Linked DNA regions of Homo sapiens: all the other regions are linked to region 1. A link is a contact called in ENCODE Hi-C data. All regions are on one chromosome and are shown on one strand. Each heading gives the region's core, a stretch centred on a gene start or an enhancer-like site at or near the end of the contact. The rest is flanking DNA. Distances are from core to core; before and after follow the strand shown. Region 1 has its middle 32 kb from the start of LINC01307. Region 2 holds the start of AGL (amylo-alpha-1,6-glucosidase and 4-alpha-glucanotransferase). Region 3 holds the start of SASS6 (SAS-6 centriolar assembly protein).

What was found. Hi-C counts contacts between places; a loop is a spot of excess contacts on that map. Pooled maps may share reads with other maps.
Region 2: a pooled map shows a loop between it and region 1 (2.1-fold over the local background). The contact joins the promoter of AGL here to the enhancer-like site in region 1. A Hi-C loop is called at or near these places in 4 of 50 pooled maps.
Region 3: a loop to region 1 is called in a pooled map, with 5 times the contacts of the local background. The contact joins the promoter of SASS6 here to the enhancer-like site in region 1. A Hi-C loop is called at or near these places in 7 of 50 pooled maps.

Annotation. Positions count from the first base shown.
Region 1 is chr1:101,289,219-101,293,835 of GRCh38, reverse strand. No RefSeq gene overlaps it. Among named protein-coding and RNA genes, the nearest start is that of LINC01307, 32 kb to the left of the region's middle. RefSeq lists an enhancer at 62-151. Within about 2 kb of position 2,260, at least 3 of the 41 ENCODE cell types and tissues checked have a DNase peak (open chromatin) inside an H3K27ac peak, as active enhancers do.
Region 2 is chr1:99,847,783-99,852,399 of GRCh38, reverse strand. AGL (amylo-alpha-1,6-glucosidase and 4-alpha-glucanotransferase) reads right to left here and starts at 2,039. Exons shown (of 34, transcript NM_000642.3): 1 at 1,985-2,039; 2 at 1,276-1,425. The coding sequence starts at 1,357. RefSeq lists enhancers at 945-1,918, 2,569-2,718, 1,919-2,893 and a silencer at 2,069-2,388.
Region 3 is chr1:100,130,648-100,135,264 of GRCh38, reverse strand. SASS6 (SAS-6 centriolar assembly protein) reads left to right here and starts at 2,335. Exons shown (of 17, transcript NM_194292.3): 1 at 2,335-2,515. The coding sequence starts at 2,451. It overlaps TRMT13 (tRNA methyltransferase 13), which reads right to left and starts at 2,102. Exons shown (of 11, transcript NM_019083.3): 1 at 1,950-2,102. The coding sequence starts at 2,096. RefSeq lists silencers at 118-412, 2,550-2,713 and enhancers at 1,888-2,417, 2,428-2,547, 1,952-2,554, 4,328-4,377.

The DNA of each region.
Region 1 (4,617 bases), core at 1,011-3,510:
CCAAATATGACTCAAGACCAGGTTAGATTCTGGGAAGATAAATAGGGCAATGAAATGTTCTCATGCAGCATTAGTAAAATAAGACCCACAGCAAAAAAAGAAAAGAAGACCAAATACCACAATGAAAAGTCCTGAGCATGGCATTGGGTGCTCCCTTCCAACTGAAGCATAAAATTTCAACCACATTGCTTTCCCAGAGCCACTGCAACCACTGGGTTCATCAAATCCAATTCCTCCTTTTGGTGGTCAAAAAATTGAAACCACAGAGATGCACTGACGTAGAGAAACCTGAGGCCATCTGTCCCAATTTTCTGAGATGCTGCTAGACTTTGTAGCACTTTTTTCTGCTGCAGGAGCTCAAAGCCCTTTTGAAAATACATTAATATCACAGAGGATATGCTTCTAGCAACAGGAAGGGCCTTTAACAAAGAAAAGGCACACTGTCCCCCTTCAAAGTATTTTACTGGGAGGTTATATACTTAGTCCCAGCTGCTAGTGCTTAGGGATATATCGTTTCTTTAACTTTTTTTTTTTTTTTTTTTTTTTTTTGAGACAGTGTCTTCCAGGCTGGAGTGAAGTGGTATGATCTCAGCTCACTGCAACCTCCACCCCCCCATGGCTCAAGCAAACCTCCCACCTCAGCTTGCCGAAGTGCTGGGATTACAGGTGTGAGCCATCACGCCTGACACATTTTTTCTTTATTCCTAAAATTCATTGAATCTTTATCCTTTAAGATGAATGATTGTGTGAAATAGCTTAAAGTCCTTTGTTCCTAATTACAGTGATTAAAGTAGTGATCAGACACGGTATAATACCATTTTTAAATAATAAACTAAATAAACTGGACATGGTGGCTTATGCCTATAATCCCAACACTTTGGGAGGTCAAGGTGGGAGTATCGCTTGAGGCCAGGAGCTCAAGACCAGCCTGGGCAACACAGCAAGACCTTGTATCTAGAAACAAACTTTAAAAATTAGCCCAGTAGGCCGGGTGCGGTGGCTCACTGCTGTAATCCCAGCACTCTGAGAGGCTGAGGTGGGCAGATCACCTGAGGCCAGGAGTTCGAGACCAGCCTGGCCAACATAGTGAAACCCCCTCTCTACTAAAAATACAAAAATTAGCTGAGTGTGGTGATGGGCGGCTGTAATCCCAGCTACTTGGGATTACAATTGTCCTGCTGAGGCAGGAGAATTGCTTGAATCCAGGAGGTGGAGGTTGTGGTGAACAGAGATGGTGCCACTGCACTCCATCCTAGGCAACAGAACAAGACTCCATTGAAAACAAACAAACAAACAAAAAACAAACAACAAAACAAACAAAAACAAACAAACAAAAAACCATAGCCCAGTATGGTGACATGTGCCTGTGGTCCCAACTACTTAGGAGGCTGAGGCAGGCAGATCCCTAGAGCCCAGGAGGTTGAGGCTACAGTGAGCTATAATTGTGCCATCCAGCCTGGGTGACAGAGTGATAAATAAACTAAATAGGTAAACTCAATAAACACATAAACTAAATAAATTGATTTCCTCACTTGGTTCCTTATGGAGGCTCTTCATAGACAGCTGTCAACCTCTTACTGTGTTGGACACTGAAAGAGGAATGGATGGTTTCCATGGTCCCTGCTGTCAAGAAGCGTACATTAGAAGGGAATACTTACTCAAGCAAACATGCTTCATTACCAGCAAAAGTGAAATACTATGACATGTGAGAAGAAAGCAAGCCATCTTTTTGATTTGAAGAATAAGGAAAAGCATCATAGGAAAAGTAGCATCTTAGTTGGCCGTTGGAGGAAAAACAGAATTTTAATAAGGAAAGAAAGGCATAAAAAGAGCAATCCAAGCTGAATAAGAATAACAAAGTCATGGAGATGTGAAAGTGCAGGGTAAGTTCAGGAAATAGGAAACTGCTGTGTGGTTAAAGCAATGGGCACGTGGGAGATGGTGGTGGAAGATGCAACCCGATCAGGCAGGAGCACAAACATCAGACTCTGGATTGCATCAGACCCAGGAGAGTGTTTTCAGTCAGATTTTCAACAATGACAGCCTTGTTAGAATAAGTGGGTGGCTTCCCCTGATAACTACTTTGAAGGACAACATTCACTGAGGTGCTTAAGTTCTAGGACTGCTTAAAACCAAATCAGGTCCCATTGCTTGATAATTACAGCTGATAAAATCATGTCTCTGTACAGGAAAATTTAGCACCAATTAGTTAAATCATCAGGCTTCAGAGCAGAGTCATCAGCAAAGCCACAAAGGAGGAAGAGGCTTAGTCCTGCTGGGCAGTCTGGCAAATGAAGTTACTAAGTATAAACATAAAGTCTTCCAGGCACTCCCCTTGGGAAAATCTGTTTCTCGCTTGGGGGAACTGGAGAGGTCTCTCCTAGGATCAGGAGTTACAGGGGATGAGGATGGTGGGGGTAGGGGTGCATGGACTGAGTTTGGGAAGGACCTAGCATCGTGGAGTGCTCAGGTGCAAAGGAGAGAAATCAGGAAAGAAGCCCAGTTTATCTCTAGCACCAAGGTAAGATGGAAATGGTGGGGGCACTGAAGGAAGATTGCAACTTGTTCAGCCTCTGGGTGCCCAACATGCATACCAAAGCCTCAAGATAGAGCACCCATGACAGCACAACTAATTCCAAATGCTACAAGCTTGTGGTTCAAGGCTACCAATAAAATACCCTTAGTCCCACCCACAAAGTTTCTAATTTAGTGAGCTAAATTAGACCTGAGATGGGCTGAGAATTTGATTTTCTAAGAACTTCTGAGGTGGTGCTGATGCTGCTAGTCTAAGAACCTCCGACCTAGAACTTATGAACCACAGCCCTCAGGTGACATGTTTAGTAGCTGAATCTGAGAGAAACTGCAAAGGGTAGGAGTTGACAGTTTCCAGCTCAGACTACCTGAGGGGGATCTGTATGCTCCAGAGACTGATAAACATCAAAACAAGCAACAATCCAAGACAGATAGTGATCATGCAATAAAAAGAAGGCAGAAAGGGAAGGTTAAAGGAAGGAAGCAGAGAAGGAATCTGGGCCATTTGCCTGGAGACAACCACCCAGTAGAGCAGAAAGGAGCTGCATCACTAGCCAGTCACTCGGAAGCTACAGCTCTGTTGTCACCTGGCTGCATCTAGAATCATCTACGGAGCTTTCCAAAAATGCCAGGTGCTAAGCCTCACCCCCCCAAACAAATTAAATCAGAATCCTACAGATGGGGCTCTGACTGTGGGAGTTTCTGAAAGCTCCCAGATGATTCAAACGTGCAATTAGGGTTGAGAGTCGCTGTTCTAAGGGAAATTTGATCCTGTTTAAAGAAAGAAAGAAAGAAAAAATCCAATAGAGAAATCTGTGGAAGAAGCAGTCTATCTCTACTTAACTTAAAATGTAACAAGATTTCTAAAGTGATTGCTCCTCACCTTCTTACTCTATCCTTCCCAAACCTTCAAATTCGTTTACAGCTGTGGATACATCCAGCACTGTGCCTGAGCAGTTTCTTTCTTATTTATTTATTTATTTATTTATTTATTTATTTATTTATTTATTTTAAAATAAAGATGAGGTCTTGCTATGTTGCCCAGGCTGGCCTCAAACTCCTAGGCCAAGCGAACCTCTTGCCTCAGTCTTCCAAGTACTGGAATTACAGGTGTGAGCCATTGTTCTCAGCCTATGGAGCAGCTTCTGTGCTGTTGTGCTCCCCCATGCTTTGCTTACTGTGGATCATGATTACGGATTATGGTTAACAGCAGTCAAACAAGCCTTGTAGCTGAAAATATTGAAAGAGGCCTTCTCCTAGGGCTCACTCTCTTCCTGTCTCTCGGAGGTCTGACACCAAGACAAATGGTTTTTGTCTCTGCATAGCTACAAATCTATGGATCATTTATTTTATATTAGATTAAAAATGTGAGCTTAAGAGTCAATGCTGCCAAGCATGGTGCCTCATGCCTGTAATCCCAGCAACTCTGGAAGCAGAAGGATCTCTTGAGCCCAGGAGGTCAAGGCTGCAGTGAGCTATGATCACACCACTGCACTACAGCCTGGGTGACAAAGTGAGACCCTGTCTCTAAAAACATTTAAAAGAGTAAAAGTAAAAAAGGGTCAATGCCCTTACAAAAGAGATTTCTAGAGCATCTAGTCAAATTTTATATATCTATGTCTGAGCATACTGAAGAATAAGTGAAATGTTATATGAAACTGCAATATATAAATAGATAAAAAGAAGCATTATAGAACTGTGTATGATGTTATTATTTGTGTTAATAAAAGAAAGAGGTGGGGCAATATGGGGGAATATCTCCAAAAATATAGATAATAGATTGTGACATTGGTTTACTCTAATGTGGGGCAGATTAGTGAGGAGACTTTTTGCTATGTGCTCTTTTCTACCTCTTGAATTTTGAATCACTTACATGGATTACCTATTCAAAAATAAAATTTTTTGAATTAACTTTTTATAGTGGGGCCTGTTCTGGTTAAAACAGTCTGGACCTTCCTTTTCAACCTCTTCCCCTCATCCCAAGCCCTCACACCCAGACAAAGATCCATGAAGATTTCTAAACCCATGATGTTCCTCAGACGACGCCTCCCCCACATGGGGTTTGGTGGAGAACTGCTAAACCAT
Region 2 (4,617 bases), core at 790-3,289, 1.4 Mb after region 1:
GACCCTGTCTCAGAAAAAGAGAAAAGGAAAAAAAAAAAAAAAAAAAAAGAAATGAATGCTCAGAATTAATGTAACTTGCCCCAAGTCAGCTTGTTAGCAGCAGAGCCAGGAGAATTCTGGCTCTAGATCTACCCGTCATCAAATGCTGAAAGCTTCCAAGAAGAAGAAAGCTCAAGGCTTTTCCTCCAAAAGTAGTCATTAGCACAGAGGCAACAGTTGAGGCCATGAGACTGTGTAACTAATTCTTTGAAGGAGAACAGAAAAAGAATTCCTAGCAGATACCCATAATTAATTAAAAAGTGAAAGGAAGAGAGCCTAGTAAGAGACACCAAGTTGACAAGAATATGCAACAGGGGAGGGGGAAAAAAAAATCAAAACCAGAAAAGTGCAGAGTCAGGAAAGCCAAAAATGGAGTAGGTACTCAGTGATTTTAAATGCCAAAGTTGGAAAAAGGCGCGGATTTGGCATGAAGATATCACATTGTATGTGTGAAATTTTTTTCAAAAATTTAATTCTTAAAACATTAGCGAAATTTAAAAATTCCTTTGAAATGTTTATGACTAGCAACATCCATTTGGTACATTAATAAGGGGGACTGGATTTTTCATATATTACACTTCTTCAATGTTGAAAAATTACAAAGGCTAAGAAAATAAAACATCTATTAACTAGCCTTGTAGAAAAGTAATTTGATCTTTTAAATACAGATCAACTATATATAGTTCAACATAACCAGATGAGTTATTGCACTTTTTATTTGCTAAGAAAATATTTTCAGCTTTTACCTACTCCACATTTGAGAAGTTTTTGATATACATAAACAATAGTTTACTATACTTTTTGCTGCAATCTATTTTGTCAATTCAAAGGTTCAACAAAGGAAAAGAGACAGTTATACAAAGGCAAAACTACATGCATACCCAAAGCAAAATTACATATGAAGTAATTTACCAAGTTTTAATAGTAAATGTTATTAGAAATAATATGGGCAATCTTCTGATCATATATTTAACTTCAATCTTAAGTGGGAATTAGTACGCAGAGAAAAGAGAACTATTTTATCCTTATCCTAACACGAGGGATATAAAATATTTTTAATTCAAATCAACATTAATTAGTGATATATGGAGAACACAGCACCATCTTTGCACAAATCAAGTTTTAGACCCTTGGAAATAATATTTATCTTAGAGCTTTAAAACATTTAACAGGACTGCCAATGAATTAAAAGTTTAAAAGACGCAAATGAGCAAATCAAAACAACTTGCTACTGACCTTGTTCAAGTCTGAAGAGGGTCTTTTCCAGTTTCTCCATTTCGTTCAGAAGTAAAATTCGAATCTGTTTACTGTGTCCCATTTTGGCTTCTAGAGGATTTGAAATCTTTCATAAGAATTAAAAGAACTCCACAGTCGAATGAGTTACCCCTATGAAACAAAAAGGAGTTAAAATATCGAAAATAACTATTGCCTTAAACTCTCCAGAGCTGACAGCGGCACTTACATGTTCGAAGTGTGTTTTATGCCTAGCAGAGCAATGAAAGAGAATGAATCTTATAACTATTAAGATTCGAGAAGGCAAATTAATAGTTGTTTCCTGCCTTTGAGCACAACGAATAAGACCGAAATAAAAATGCTGTATTACAGATTCTTACAATTAAAAAATTAAAAACCTAGACCATTCTCAGAGAAAAGCAATACACTTAGGAAAGCCTGAAGTCAGGGGGACATTCCCAGCCCCAAGCCACAGGGCTCTGGAGACTCCGAATGGCACTTCTGCTTACAAGAGATTAGTCTGCTCAAAGATAACAGGTGGGCAATCTCCCCATTCCCAAATTCGGGTCGCCAGCCACCAATGGGGAGATGAGAACAGAGGGAAGCAGTTGTTGCCTCTGGAATAGCTGCCGTAGACAGAAGATGTACAGAGCGAGCTATAGATAGAAAGAATGCGTTTCCCCGCGAGGCCAGCGGCATTCCTAGCACTTACGCCGAGGGAGTTATACGTGCGGCTTCTGGGGCACTGCAGGACCCGCGACTCTGGTGCTACGGTCGGGGGGAGGGGACGGGGAGAAACAGAAGGGGAAGGGCTGGCTGCCCAGCCTCGCACAGAAGCCGCAGCCCAAGGAGGGCCGGGCGCCGTGAAGGGCAAAGGGAGGGGCGGCGAGCGACCGGGGCAGCGCCGAGGCAGCTGGGTGAGAAGCAGGCAGAGTCTCAGCGACTTCGCCTCGCGCGGGTTCCTGGGCGCACCCGGTACCCAACCTGGCCGTGCGCGCACTCGCCCCAGGTGGGAGCGGACCGTACCTCTGGCCCACTTCCGGGAGGCTCGACCCGCCCGCCCCGACCGCTAGTCTCGCGAGAGCGTGGGCACCGCACCGTCTCAGTCGGCTCCGGGCCGGGGGACCTGGAGCCTGCTGCGGCTGAGGCCGGGAGCGGCGCTTTCTCCTTGCCCTGGGGAAGGTGCACCGGCCAAGGCGCGGCCTTCCTTTAACAGCCTGCGAGCTCACAGTTGCACATTAAAATCCCGCGGTACCGGCTGCGAGCTAGGTTGAGCTGCACAGTAGGATCTTTTGCTGGGAAGGGCTGAATGGTGAGGGGCAAACGACCTGGCTTCTGGTGTCTTTTGTGCCACCACGTGTTTTGTTTCTTTGTTTTGATAATTTTTACTTGGCCTAAGTTCTCAGAGTCCTGATTTCTAAGTGTCTAAAATAAGGGGCCTGGCTACAGCCTTGACATTCCAGCCAACACGTGTCCATCACTTCTAGTGCTAACAGACAGGACACATGTTCCTGAATGCAGACCCAGTAGGTAAGGTGTGGCCAGTCTGCAAACCATCGAGAGTGCAAACACCACTGATACTTAACGGTGTCCGGGTGTACCTCATGTACACTAGATAGACCCGGAGATCGTCTGAGATTAAGCTGCACTTATGTTAGGCCAGTAACTCAGAACTTTTTGCAGATGCTTAAGGAGATTTAATGCCTGAGGGTAAAGGAAAACCCATCTTCCAGGGCTTTTGGAGGGCTCCTAATGGTTATGAGAAAATGGACAGAAGATTTGGTTAACTAAGACTTGTGGCGTGTGGAGAAGATTCTTGCATTCTTTATTGTGGAATGACTGTAGGTCCAAAGAGGATATAAGTTAAAAAAAAAAACCCCATACTGAAGTATTTGTTTATTTCTGTAGATTTCTGAGAATGGCTAGTTGCAAATGGTCCGTAACTGACTTTGGGAACCCACAGCTCATTTTCTGGCCCCTACTATTTGCCAGGCACATAAGGTGCTGGGAATGCAGCAATAAAACAGTCACTGCCCTCAAGGAACTCCTACATTTTATTGGTGGGAGACAGATAAATTAAATAAATTATACAGGATATAATATATCCTATATAATAAGAAGGATATGTTATATCCTATATATAATAGGAAGGGGGAAGTGTGGAAGAGTAAGCAGAGAGAGGTTTGCATTTCTAAATATAACGTTCAGTAAAGTGATGCCAAACTGCGAGAAAGAAGAAGTCTAAGGTAGAGGGTTACATGTAGAGGTATAGGAAGTACAAAGGCCATGAGGCAGGAGCATACTTGGTGAACCGAAGAAGATCACCATAGCTGAGTGAAGAAGAGAGTGGTAAGAGATTAGGACAGACAGATGGGGCAGGAGAAGGGATCAGGAGCACAGACGGGTGACCAGATCTTTTAAGGCTTTGTAGGCCATTGCAAGGACTTGGGCTTTTAAACTTTGGAAAAAAAGCCATGGAGATTTTGAACAGAGGAGTGACATAATCTGATTGACCTTTTAAAAGGATCGCTCCGCAACTTTATGGGAAATAGTTGAATAAACTGTAGAGTGTAGCAAGGAAGGAAGCAAGGAGACCAGTTAGAAAGCTATTTTAGTTATTCAAGCAAGAGAAAGTGACTTGTGTGTGTTTTCTCTGTGTCGGGGGGTTGGGGGTGATGGGGGGGAGGTGGTATAGCAGGTGGTGTAGTTGCTGAATTCTGGACTATTTTGAAGATAGAACCTACAGGATTGGTGGAGAAAGGAGTCAAGGATGACTCCAAGGTTTTTGGCCTGAATGAGCAGAAAGCACTGTCCAATAGAAATATTAAGTGCCACATAGGTCATTTAAAATTTTCAAGTAGCCACATTAAAAAAACTTTTTTAAATACAAAAATTAGCCAGGCATGGTGGCACATGCCTGTAGTCCCAACTACTGTGGAGGCTGAGGCAGGAGAATCGCTTCAACCTGGGAGGTGGAAGTTGCAGTGAACCCAGATCATGTCACTGCACTTCAGCCTGGGTGACAGAGCGAGACTGTCTCAAAAAAAAAAAAAAAAAAAAAAGAAAAGAAAAGAAAGTTTTGAAAAAGGTAATATTAATTTTAGCAATATAATTTACTTAATATATCCAAGGCATCATTTCAACATATAACCAATAGAAAAAGTTACTTTATTTTATTTTACTTTTTGAGACAGGGTCTCATTGTCACCCAGGCTGAAGTGCAGTGGTGCAATCATGGCTCACTGCAGCCTCAACCTCCTCCCTCAGCCTTCCTCATCCATTCCCAGTAGCTGGGACTACCAAATGCATTACATTTGGTAAAAGTATTATTTCACAAAACTTCTA
Region 3 (4,617 bases), core at 1,086-3,585, 1.2 Mb after region 1:
AGCATAGGAAAAAAAAAGCACATTTAAAATTTATTAGTTGAATTTAGAAACAGGAATTCTCAATCTTGGCACTATTGACGTTTTGGGCAGGTAATTCTTTTGAGGGGGTGAGTGCAGGGGGCTGTCCTGTGATTTGTAGGAGGTTTAGCAGCATTTCTGGTCTCTATCCATTAGATGTCAGTGATACTCCTCAGTTTGACAACCAAAATGTCTTCATTTTGCCAAGTGTTCACTGGAGGCAAAATCAGTCCCAGTCGAGAACCACTGGGTAAAAATGAGTGGTGTCATCACAGCTATATATGACACTTAGAAAAAAAGATGGAAACACAACATCCAGTTACATCATAAATTACAGATTCAGGAGGATAGCCACAATTTAAAACGAGATAGTAGTCAATAAAAGTGTTTCCACTTGATGTTTTGCGGTCTCTCTTCAAGTGTCTAATGACAATATGTCGTTCCTCTATAGGAATACTAATCAGCTTGTAAGGATTTATTCATATTCTACTATCATCACTATTTGTTTTCACCTTCCATATATCTGGATAAGGTGGAGTCTAAATCCTTCTCCTATCATAACTCTCATTCTTCAACAAGGGATGTTTGCCAGTCCCCTCAAAACCAGTCAATAGACTATGGGCATAATTCAGAGTTCCCACAACAAATCACGTCTCCCATATTCCAAAACAAGAATGTCCTTGTTTCAGTATGCTTCACTTTTGGTAAATGCCAGTCAAAACAAAATAGGAAGTAGACTACAACTATGATGGAGAGTGGCAGATGAAGGGGGTCAGGGGACTGATCTGCACTGGATATTGTCTAGAAGAATAAATTCCTTAAGAAATAAAATAATGCAAATAATACTGAACATTCAGAAGCATGAAATCTGATGCTGATCGCTTTGGTTTATTCTTTATAGTTCTGTGGAACTATAAGGACATGCTCTCTTCCTATGAGCATTTTGCTCCTCTGGTTTTTATTTTCCCATCTCATATATATCCTAAAGTAATATACATATATACAAATATAAAGTGTTTGATAGTACATTTATATGCATAATTATCAAACAAAATTGTATGCTTTGTTCTCAATTGTAAAAGGTCAATTCGTATATATTTAAAAATCTTTCCTTCCCATTCCAGCAAAGTTGCATTCTTAAAAACTGTAAGTCGAAAAAAATTTTTTTTTCTTTTTTGAGATTCAGTCTGGCTGTCACCCAGGCTGGAATGCAGTGGTGTGATCTTGGATTATTGCCACCTCCACCTCCTGGGTTCAAGCGATTCTCCTGCCTCAGCCTCCCGAGTAGCTGGGGTTACAGGCTCGCACCACCACGATTTTCTTAATTTTAGTAGCTCGCGCCACGGCTGATTTTCTTATTTTTAGTAGAGAGAGGGTTTCATCATGTTGGCCAGGCTGGTCTCGAGCTCCTGACCTCAAGTGATCCGCCCGCCTCGGCCTCCCAAAGTGCTGGGATTACAGGCGTGAGCCACCGCGCCGGGCCTCAAGTCTAAATTTTTAAAAGAAAGTTTCTTCCAACCGCATTCACGAGAAGTGCTTCTCTTTCATGAAATAACAATTAGAACACAACTAGTGAAACCTTTGGGACTTCAATCACTACTTTTTCTAAACTACCACTTTCCAGCAGGAAGACGGAGCGGTAGCTTGGGGTAAAAATTAAAACCTAGCATTACCATGAGTTAAGATCGAGATAAATAGATCAAAATAAATGGGTCACTGCTGGCGCTTTACTTAGAAAAATAAAAAATTTCTCATCACTAGAACTCATAATCGCTCCGCAAGGAGGGCAAAACTGGGTTTATTAAAGTGAAAGCTGGAGAATCCAGGGGACACAAGCAGAAAGCTGTCAAAGAGGGGAGGGGCCGGGTTCCAGCACCGACAGGACCAGGATACTTATTTCCGACTCTTGAGAGAGTAGGGCGATACCACACCTCCGCGGCTCCAGCGTGTTCACCACAAAATCTTTTCCCTGCGGCCACCACCATCCTGCAGAACCGTTTCTTCTTTTCCACATAGTAACCGCATCTACCCTCAGCTGGAAAACCAGGCGCGTGCGGCGACGTCGCGGAGGTCGCCATAATTCTAGGGCTCGCTTCCGGTGTCCAGCATCCGGCAACCAGAAGAAAAGTTAGAAGCTTCCTTCGGGTCTCCTTCCCTTAACAAACATGGCTGCCTCAGCCCCCGCGCCACACAGGTTAATACCCGGAACTACCACAACCGTCTTCCCTTTATCCTCCGCAGAACCGGAAGAATCCGATGGTGGCTGGCGAGGGCCAAGTCTCTTACGCCTTCCCCTCGTTTCTCCCTCCCCGCCTCCTCCGCAGAAGCCGAGCGCCAAACTCAAACTTTATCAGGACCCGGACCTCTCAGGCTAATCCCGAGGGCCGGGCCTGTTGGGCTTTTCTGCACACCAGCCGAGGCAGCGAGCCAACATGAGCCAAGTGCTGTTCCACCAACTAGTCCCGTTGCAGGTGAAATGCAAAGACTGTGAGGAGAGGTAAGGTCCGCGTCATCCAGTGCCCGCGGGTGGCGGTTGGGGTCAGGCCAATGGGGAAAGATGGCGGTTCTGGCCCGTGGGATCCACCTTGCACCTAGGTGTCGAGTCGGCCCCCCTAGGAAGCGGATAGGGAACCCAGAGGGCCCGGTGGTTACCTCTCTCACCAAGTCGGCCGTTGCAGAGGGGACTGGAGGAAGGGTGTGAGGAGTTAGGAAGCCGGCTCACATCAAGTTAATGTCAAAAACCCTACCTGTGCACGGAATCGTGAAGATTATAGCCCTACTCTTCCCTTTTGACAGATAAGAACTCTGGCCCAGAGAAGTTAAAAAAATTTACGTGAGGGCTCACAGCCAGTTCATGGCAGGGTCAGGACTAGAACTCAGGCCTTGGCTCCGAGCCTTTCCCCCTCGTTCTCTTTTGAAGTATGTTGGCAGTAAAGTTCAACTTTTAAAAACCTACCAATTTGGTGGCGTACTTTGGCTCTTCACATCAGTTGCTTTAAAAAAGTAAATTACATTTAACCGACTAAAAATGAGAAAAGCAGAAACGTCATTAATTCATTCAATAAATATTGCCTCCTTGTAAAACACCTTACTGGGCACTGGGAATACAGTGGTCAGGAAAAACAGTCCTTTTCTTCATGGAGTTTACAATCACTGGAGGAAATAAAGACCAGTCGCACAGAGAAGTGCAACTTTGATTAAGGAGGTGGTATTATTGGGGCGTAAATAGATTTGACCAGAGGTCAGGAGACTTACTTTTTTTTTCTCAGTTCTAACACTCAATGGTTGTCTCTTTTTTTCTCTGAACGTTCTTTCCTCATTTGTAAAACTGATATAACATGCGTATTCACGTGTTTGTAATGAGGATCAGGTGTGAAATCTTTTGCGTATTCACGTGTTTGTAATGAGGATCAGGTGTGAAATCGTATGTGAAAACTAAGTGGTGTACAAATGTAACATAAAAAATGAAGACATTGCCTTATTGAGTTGCCAGTAATGTCAAACTGTAGTATATATAGTTCAGAATTCGGTCAAAAATCAATGGCAAGCCGGTCAAGGAGATGGTCCCAAAACCAGCAGCTGCATATGGAGATCTGTAGGTTTAGTTGATCATTCTTTTAATGCTGTCCAGTATGGTAGCCACTAGCCACATGTGGTTATTAGACATTTGAAATGGGGCTTATCTGAATTGTTGTGCTTTACATATGAAAATGCACGTTGGATTTTTAAGACTTACTATGAAAAAAGAATGTAAAATATGTCAATTTTTATATTATGTGTTAAATGGCAATATTTTTGGGTATATTGGGTTAAATACAATGTATTATTAAAATTAATTTCACCTGCTTTTAAAAGTCTTTTTAAAATGTGACTTCTAGAAAATTTAAAAGTAGGCTAGGTATGGTGGCTCACACCCGTAGTCCCAGCACTTTAGGAGGCCAAGACAGGAGGATTGCTTGAGCCTAAGCTTGAGGTTACAGTGAGCTACTATTTGTGCCACTGTACTCCAGCCTGGGTGATAGAGCGAGATCCTGTCTCTGAAAAAAAAAAAAGAAAAAGAAAAAAATTAAAATTACATACCTGGCTCACATTTGTGGCTTACATTGTATCTCCATTGGACAACACTGTTTTAGAATGATTATAGAAAGATAAAGGAGGCCATGACTTTGGTTTCAATATGGAAACTCCTAGATGGTCTCTTTCTGGTTACATTGCCATCACAGTTAATCTAAAAACTCAATTTCTCTGCTTAGAAACCTTTAATATATTCCTATTATCTGTATAATAGGGGTCAGCAAACTGGAGCACATGGGCCAGTTGGCTCACTGTTTTCGTAAATAAACTTTTCTTGGAATACAGCCATGCTCATTTGTTTACATATTGTAGCTGCTTTTGCACAGGAAGGGCAGAGATGAGTAATTGTGACAGAGACCTTATGGCCCGCAAAGCCTAAAATATTTGCTATCTGGCCCTTTACAGAATAATTTGGTGATCCTTGACCTATAGGAAGAACAACCCAGACTCTCTCTCTTTCTCTCTCTCTTTTTTTTTTTTTTTCTAGACAGAGTCTCGCTCTGTTGCCCAGACTGGAGTATTGTA